Linked DNA regions of Homo sapiens: region 1 is linked to region 2. The links are chromatin contacts, found by Hi-C in ENCODE. All regions are on one chromosome and are shown on one strand. The core of a region is the stretch at or near the end of the contact, and the rest is flanking DNA. Distances in the headings are between cores, read along the strand shown.

Evidence for each region. A loop is a pair of places that touch in the nucleus more often than their neighbours do. Pooled maps may share reads with other maps.
Region 1: a loop to region 2 is called in a map of B cell, with 38 times the contacts of the local background. The contact joins the promoter of ZNF701 here to the promoter of ZNF845 in region 2. A Hi-C loop is called at or near these places in 1 of 168 maps with a recorded cell type or tissue (B cell), 1 of 37 single-sample maps with no recorded cell type and 8 of 50 pooled maps.

Annotation. Positions count from the first base shown.
Region 1 is chr19:52,568,753-52,572,075 of GRCh38, forward strand. ZNF701 (zinc finger protein 701) reads left to right here and starts at 1,535. Exons shown (of 4, transcript NM_018260.3): 1 at 1,535-1,578. It also overlaps a transcript of ZNF808 not described here. RefSeq lists enhancers at 135-744, 1,554-1,803, 1,964-2,572.
Region 2 is chr19:53,332,499-53,336,124 of GRCh38, forward strand. ZNF845 (zinc finger protein 845) reads left to right here and starts at 1,251. Exons shown (of 4, transcript NM_138374.3): 1 at 1,251-1,294. RefSeq lists enhancers at 367-1,231, 1,330-1,379, 1,650-1,739 and a silencer at 1,040-1,259.

The DNA of each region.
Region 1 (3,323 bases), core at 285-2,784, 760 kb before region 2:
ATTCTAAATTTCATTATTTACTGCTGACATCAGTTTCTGTTGGATTGTAGGAGCCTCACCAGAGAGGGCACCTGTCCGCCATGCTGTAAAACTCACACTTGCCAAAAATACATGGGTTAGGGTTTCTCCCCCTCCCTCAGGATGATGCTAGTTAGCTGACACAGATGGTCACCTCCATTACCAAGTAGAGCCAGGATGAATTATGTGTGACCAAGGGTGTTGTCAAGTCCTCTTCCCTGAGGACTGATCAGTGTTTATCTTGAAAACATGTATTTGGGTTGTATAGAACAGTGAAGTTTCTTTCTCTCTTTTCAACCTCTCAACTGTCCTCTATTTCCCATCACATGCTGGTCTAAGGCCTATTTATTAATAAAATAGTTTTTATTTCTTTCTCTGTTATCGTCGTGAAGATGATTTCTCATTTAGGGGAAGATTTTTTTAGTTTTCAATTGTATTTTCTCAACATTTAAGAGCGAAGTGAAGAGTATTTCTTGGGCCAGGCACAGTGGTTCACGCCTGTAATCCCAGCATTTCAGGAGGCCGAGGCAGGCGGATCACTTGAAGTCAGGAGTTCGAGACCAGCCTGGCCAACATGGTGAAACCCCGTCTCTACCCAAAATACAAAAATTAGCCGGGCATGGTGGCCTGTGCCTGTAATGCCAGCTATTCCGGAGGCTGAGGCAGGAGAATCGCTTCAACCCAGGAGGCAGAGGCTGCAGTGAGCCGAGATGTCACCACTGCACTCCAGCCTGAGCGACAGAGAAATACTCCGTCTTAAAAAAAAAAAGAAAAGAAAAAAAAGAAAGTAATAGATCTCTTCCACAAATGTGCTGGGACAATTAACTGGATATCCACATGGAAAAGAATAATGTTGTATCCCTATCTCACACAATCAAAATTTTATTTTAAAAATTAAAAGAGACGATGAGGGGAGCCCTGCGGGAGGGTGTGTTACTTTGTCGCCCAGGCTGGCCTGGACCCCCAGGCTCAGTGATCCTCCCGCCTCTGGCCCTCAGGCTCCCGCCCACCTGGCCGCATTCCTGCTATGTTTAAGCAGTAGGTGGTGACTTCACTCCTCCCTGGCCTGAACACTCCGTCGCGCATCCCAGGCGGAGGCCCTAGGGAAGTCTCTGAAGCTGAGCACAGGGTGGACTCTCCCTCCTGAGTGAATGGAGAATAGAAAGGGAGAGGATTTCTGTTCTGTTCTGTGGGCCGTCAGCATGAAATTGTACGTTCCGCCCAGGCAGGGCTTTGCATTTTACATTCTTGTTTGCATCCCCGTTCCAGACAATTCCAGGGCTTTCGAATCGTGCTTCAGCCTTCCTGACCGCTCTCGCCTCCAAAGCCCGAAAAATAGAGTCGCTGGGAGCGAGGCTGAGAGACGCACAGGTCCCGCCCCGGCCCCGCCCTCTGCCGGTTCTAAAGGGCAAGGTCTCTCCGCCTGGGGCCCCGCCTCTACCTCGATCAGGCCCCGCCCACCTTCTCGTTGGCTCCACCCAGGCCTGGCTTTAGTCCTGTGCGCACACATCCGCGCAGACCAGGAAGCGGATCCCGTGGAGTGAAGGTCGCACCGCGGCGGTGAGTTTTGCTCTGTGTTGTATTAAGTCTGCACTCCCCATATCCCCGGCACTTCCGTACCTGGGACGTGGGGTCACCACAGACCTGTAAATTCTCGCCCATCTTCCTTCAACCAGAGCAAATGCAGACGTTCCCCTGGGAATCCGGAAGTCGCTTCCTTTTGTGTTTAAAGTCGCCCTGAGGCTGTTCCCGTCTCCAGTCTTTCTGCTACAGGGCGCTGTATACACTTCCTATCGCGTAGTTTCTGTGCTCAAAACCGTTTTTTAACTCCTCCCTCCCCGCGCTTTTCAAAGTCCTCACCCGAGATGTGTATTTCCGCCTGGGCGCCTCCCAGTCTCAACCTTTAGGCGCCTGAAGCGCAAACGTCGCGATCCCAGTCTCAGGGAGGCCGAGTTCTCTGCCTGGTGCTGGGATCTTGTGGACCCCACCGAAGGCGTCGTCGCACCCCACCTCCCGCCTCATGCTGGGCCTTGCTGCACCCCAAGTCTCCCCTTAGCAGTCACCACTTTCCTTGAGCCAGCGTTGGGGAGGTGCCAGGGGCCAGTCCTGTGACACGGTGTGTTCTTGCCTGCCTAGCTCCAACCCCTGAAAAATGAGCCTCTCTGGGATGCAGGCGTCTTACTTCAAACCCTCCTGTGATTGTGTGGGCTAAAGAGATCAGGAGACAGAGAGTAGTAGAAAACCTGAGACAGAGAAAAGAAGAATGAGAAAGACCCATAACAGATGGCAAAGTAGAGGATGGGTGAGGGATTTGCCAAGAGACAGCAAAAGTGAAAAAAAAAAGATAAGAAAGCAGGAGGAGAAAAGCAACTGGAGAAATGTAGAGAAAAGCTAGATGTACAGAGAGATGAAGGACAGACAGCAAGGTAGAGAGGGGCAGCAAAGAGGGAGGCTCATCAGAGTGAGAGAGAGAGAGAGAGAGAGGAGGAATTTGGAGCCAGGGCAGACAGAGCAGAGTGGTGCTGGTGGCAAGGAGAACAGAGGGAGAACCACAGCAGGGAGGACGCCTGGGGATCTGGGGTGCTAGAGAGTGGGGACGGGGGGTAAAACAGAGAAGAGAGAATTTAACAGGGAGAGCGGCAGAGATGCAGAGATGGGATAAGAGGCGGAAATATATGGAGATTGAGGACGATCGAAGAATTGGGGAGAAGGAGCAACAAGAGATTAAATAAGACGTGAGGATGGAGCCCAGGTAATTTTTGTATTTTTAGTAGAGACGGGGTTTCACCATGTTGGCCAGGCTGGTCTCGAACTCCTGACCTCAGGTGATCCACCCGCCTCGACCTCCCAAAGTGTTGGAATTACAGGCGTGAGCCACCGCACCTGGCCACCCAAGCATTCTTGATTGAAAAAGTTTGCTTATGTCTTAGTTCTACAGCTGACCCTCTTTCCCTGCTTTTTGTTTGTTTGTTTGCTTGTTTGTTTTGAGATGCACTTTCGCTCTTGTTGCCCAGGCTGGAGTGCAATGGTGTGATCTTGGGTCACCGCAACCCTTTTTGGTTTTTTTTTTGAGACGGAGTTTCGCTCTTGTTGCCCGTGCTGGAGTGCAATGGTGCGATCTCGGCTCACTGCAACCTCCACCTCCCGAGTTCAAGCGAGTCTCCTGCCTCAGCCTCCCTAGTAGCTGGGATTACAGGCATGTGCCACCACACCAGGCTAATTTTGTATTTTTAGTAGAGATGGGGTTTCTCCATATTGGTCAGGTTGGTCTTGAACTCCTGACCTCAGGTGATCTGCCCACCTCG
Region 2 (3,626 bases), core at 1-2,500:
CAGTACCCGTATCTCGGTAGGAAATTAAATATTTCAAACATCAAATAATTCCAATGTAAATGTATGGATCTTTAAATAATTCTGAGCCTTGAAAGGAATGTGGTCATGCAAGCTGAGTCCAGTGGTATGCAGGCGCAACTTCTAAGAGTTTTCCTGGCCAGACGCGGTGGCTAACGCCTGTAATCCCAACACTTTGGGAGTCCGAAGCAGGTGGATCACTTGACGTCAGGAGTTCGAATCCAGCCTGGCCAACGTTGTGAAACCCAGTCTCTACTAAAAATACAAAACTATTAGCCAGGCTTGGTGGCGCGCGTCTGTAATCCCAGCTAGTTGGCAGGCTGAGGCAAGAGAACTACTTTAACCCGGGAGGTGAAGGTTGCAGTGAGCCGAGATCTCGCCACTGCACTCCAGCCTGGGTGACAGAGAAATACTCTGTCTCAAAAAAGAAAAGAAAAGAAAAGAAAAATCTAAATATAAAAATGAAAGTAATAGATCTCTTCCACAAATGTGCTGGGACAACTAACTGGATATCCACGTGAAAATGAATAATGTTGGATCCCTAACTCACAAAATCAAAAATTTTATTTAAAGAAATTTTAAAAAAGGAGAGAGAGAGAGACGAGGAAGGGAGCGCTGCCGGAGGAGGTGTTACTTTGTCGCCCAGGCTAACTTGGACCCCCCCCCCGGCTCAGCGATCCTCCTGCCACTGCTTCCTGAGTAGCTGGGACCTCAGGCTTTCGCCCCGCGCCCGCATCTCTGCTGTGTTTAAGCAGTAGGTGGTGACCTCACTCCTCCCTGGCCTGAGCACTCCGTCCCGCATCCCAGGGGGAGGCCCTAGGGAAATCTCTGAAGCTGAGGACAGGGTGGACTCTCCTTTCCCAGTGAATGGAGAATAGAAAGGGAGAGGATTTCTATTCTGTTCTGTGGGCCGTCAGCATGAAATCGTATGTTCCACCCAGGCAGGGCTTTGCATTTCACATTCTAGTTTGCATCCCCGTTTCAGACAATTCCAGGGCTTTTGAATCATGCCTCAGCCTTCCTGTCCGGTCTCGCCTCCAAAGCTCGAAAACAAGAGGCGCTGGGAGCGAGGTTGAGAGACGCACGGGTCCCACCCCGGCCCCGCCTTCTGCCAATTCTAAAGGGGAAGGTCTCTCCGCTTCGCGCCCCGCCCCTACCTCGCTCAGGCCCCGCCTACCTCCCCGCGGGTCCCGCCCAGGCCTGGCTTCTGTCCTGCGCGCGCAGATTCGCGCAAACCCGGAAGCGGATCGCATGGAGTGATGGTCCCACCGCAGCGGTGAGTTTTGCTCTGTGTTGTGTTAAGTCTGCGCTTCCCAAGTCCCCGGCGCTTCTGTACCTGGGACGTGGGGTCCCCATAGACCTGGAAATTCTCACCCGTGTTCCTTCACCTAGAGCAAATTTAGACGTCCTCGTCAGAGTCCAGGGGTCGCTTCCTTTTGGGTTTAAAGTCGCCCTGAGGATGGTCCCTTCCCGAATCTTTCTGCTATAGGGCAATGTATACACTTCCCATCGCGTAGTTTCCCTGCTCAAAACCTTTTTCTGACTCCTCCCGACCCGCACTTTTTAAAGTCCTTACCGCGAGGCGGATTCCCGCCCTTGGCGCCTCCCAGTCTTGTCTTAAGGCGCCGTCGCCCCCCACCTCCCTCCTCGTTCCAGGCCCTTATGCTCCCCAGGTCTCCCCACCGCAGTCACCGCTTACCCTGAGCCCGCGTTGGGGAGGTGCCCGGGGCTGTCCTATGACACCGGGTGTTCTTGCCTGCCCTGCACCAGCCCCTGGAAAATGCGCTCCTCCGGGATGCAGGCGTCTTACTCCAAAGCCCTCCTGTGATTGTGTTGGCCAAAGGGATCAGGAGACTGAGAGAGAGAGCAGTAGAAAACCTGAGACAGAGAAAAGAAGAATGAGAAAGACCATAACAGATGGCAAAGTAGAGGATGAGTGAGGGATTTGCCAAGAGAGAGCAAAAATGAAAAAAACAAAACAAAACAAAAAACAGCAGGAGGAGCAGATCCCAGGGAAAAAGAAAACAAGAGCTAGAGAGAGAAGGGGAGAATGAGAGATATGTACAGAATTAGGGAGGGAAGCACAGTAATGAAGAAAGGGGGGCTGGGCGCAGTGGCTCACGCCTGTAATCCTAGCACTTTAGGAGACTGGGGCAGAGGGATTGCTTGAGTCCAGGAGTTCAAGACCGGCCTGGGCAAAATAGTGAGACCCCCCCCCCCATCTCTGTCAAAAAAAAAAAAAATTTAACTGGGCGTGATGGTGCACACCTGTAATCCCAGCTGCTCTGGAGGCTGAGGCAGGAGGATCACTTGAGCCCAGGAGGTCCAGGCTGCAGTGAGCAGAGATCATGCCACTGCACTCCAGCCTGGTCAACAGAGCAGAGCCTGTCTCAAAAGATTAAAAGGGGTGGGGGACTTTGGGTTCAGATGAGTGGGTGAGTTCATTGGATATGATTAGTTGTGATATGTTGACTTCTGTTTATATAATCTAATAACTTAGAACTTGTTTAAATTATACAGATGATATTGAGAATTTTAAAATTCCTATCTATAAGACACATACATTCTGTAAATCTTGGCATTAGAGGTCAGCTTCCACTTGGAATCCCTATTCAGCCAGAGGGTAGTGACTTAATTCAATTGTGAGAGCCTCTCTTCCCTCTTCCCATGGTGAGGTAGGAAATGGGGCAGTGAAGTGGGAGAAAAAAATCACTTTCTGTTATTATGTAATAATTTTAATTTAATTAATTAATTTATAGTTTGAGACAGGGTCTGGCTCTGTCGCCCAGGCTGGGGTGCAGTGGTGTGATCTCCTCTAACTGCAGCCTCGACCTCCTAGGCTCAAGCGATCCTCTTACCTCAGCCTCCTGAGTAGCTGGGACCACAGGCGTGAGCCACCAAGTCCGGCTAGGTTTTGTATTTTTTTTTTGTAGAAATGGGGTTTCACTGTTTCCCAGGCTGGTCTCAATTCTGGCCTCAAAGGATCGTCCTGCCTTGGCCTCCCAAATTACTGGGATTACAGGTGGAATTACAGAGAGGAGCCACCGTGCCTGGCCTACATAGTCGTTTTTTGTTTTTTGTTTTTGTTTTTGTTTTTGTTTTTTTGAGATGGAATCTCACTCTTGTCCAGGATGGAGTGCAATGGCACAATCTCGGCTCGCTGCAATTTCCGCTTCCCAGGTTCAGACTGATTCTACTGCCTCAGCCTCCCAAGTAGCTGGGATTACAGGCATGAGCCACTGCATCCAGCTAATTTTGTGTTTTTAGTAGAGACGGGGTTTCTCCATGTTGGTCAGGCTGGTCTCAAACTCCCAACCTCAGATGATCCACCCGCCTTGGCCCCCCAAATGCTGGGATTACAGGCATGAGCCACCACGCCTGGCCCATAGTACTTTTTAAAAGGGACATCAGGGCGTAGTGGCTCATGCCTGTAATCCCAGCACTTTGGGAGGCGGAGGCAGGTGGATCACAAGGATCACAAGGTCAGGAATTCAAGACCAGCGTGACCAACATGGTGAAATCCCATTGCTCCTAAAAATTCAAAAATTAGTTGGGCATGGTGGCATGCACCTCTAATTCCAGCTACTTAGGAGGCTGAGGCAGGAGAA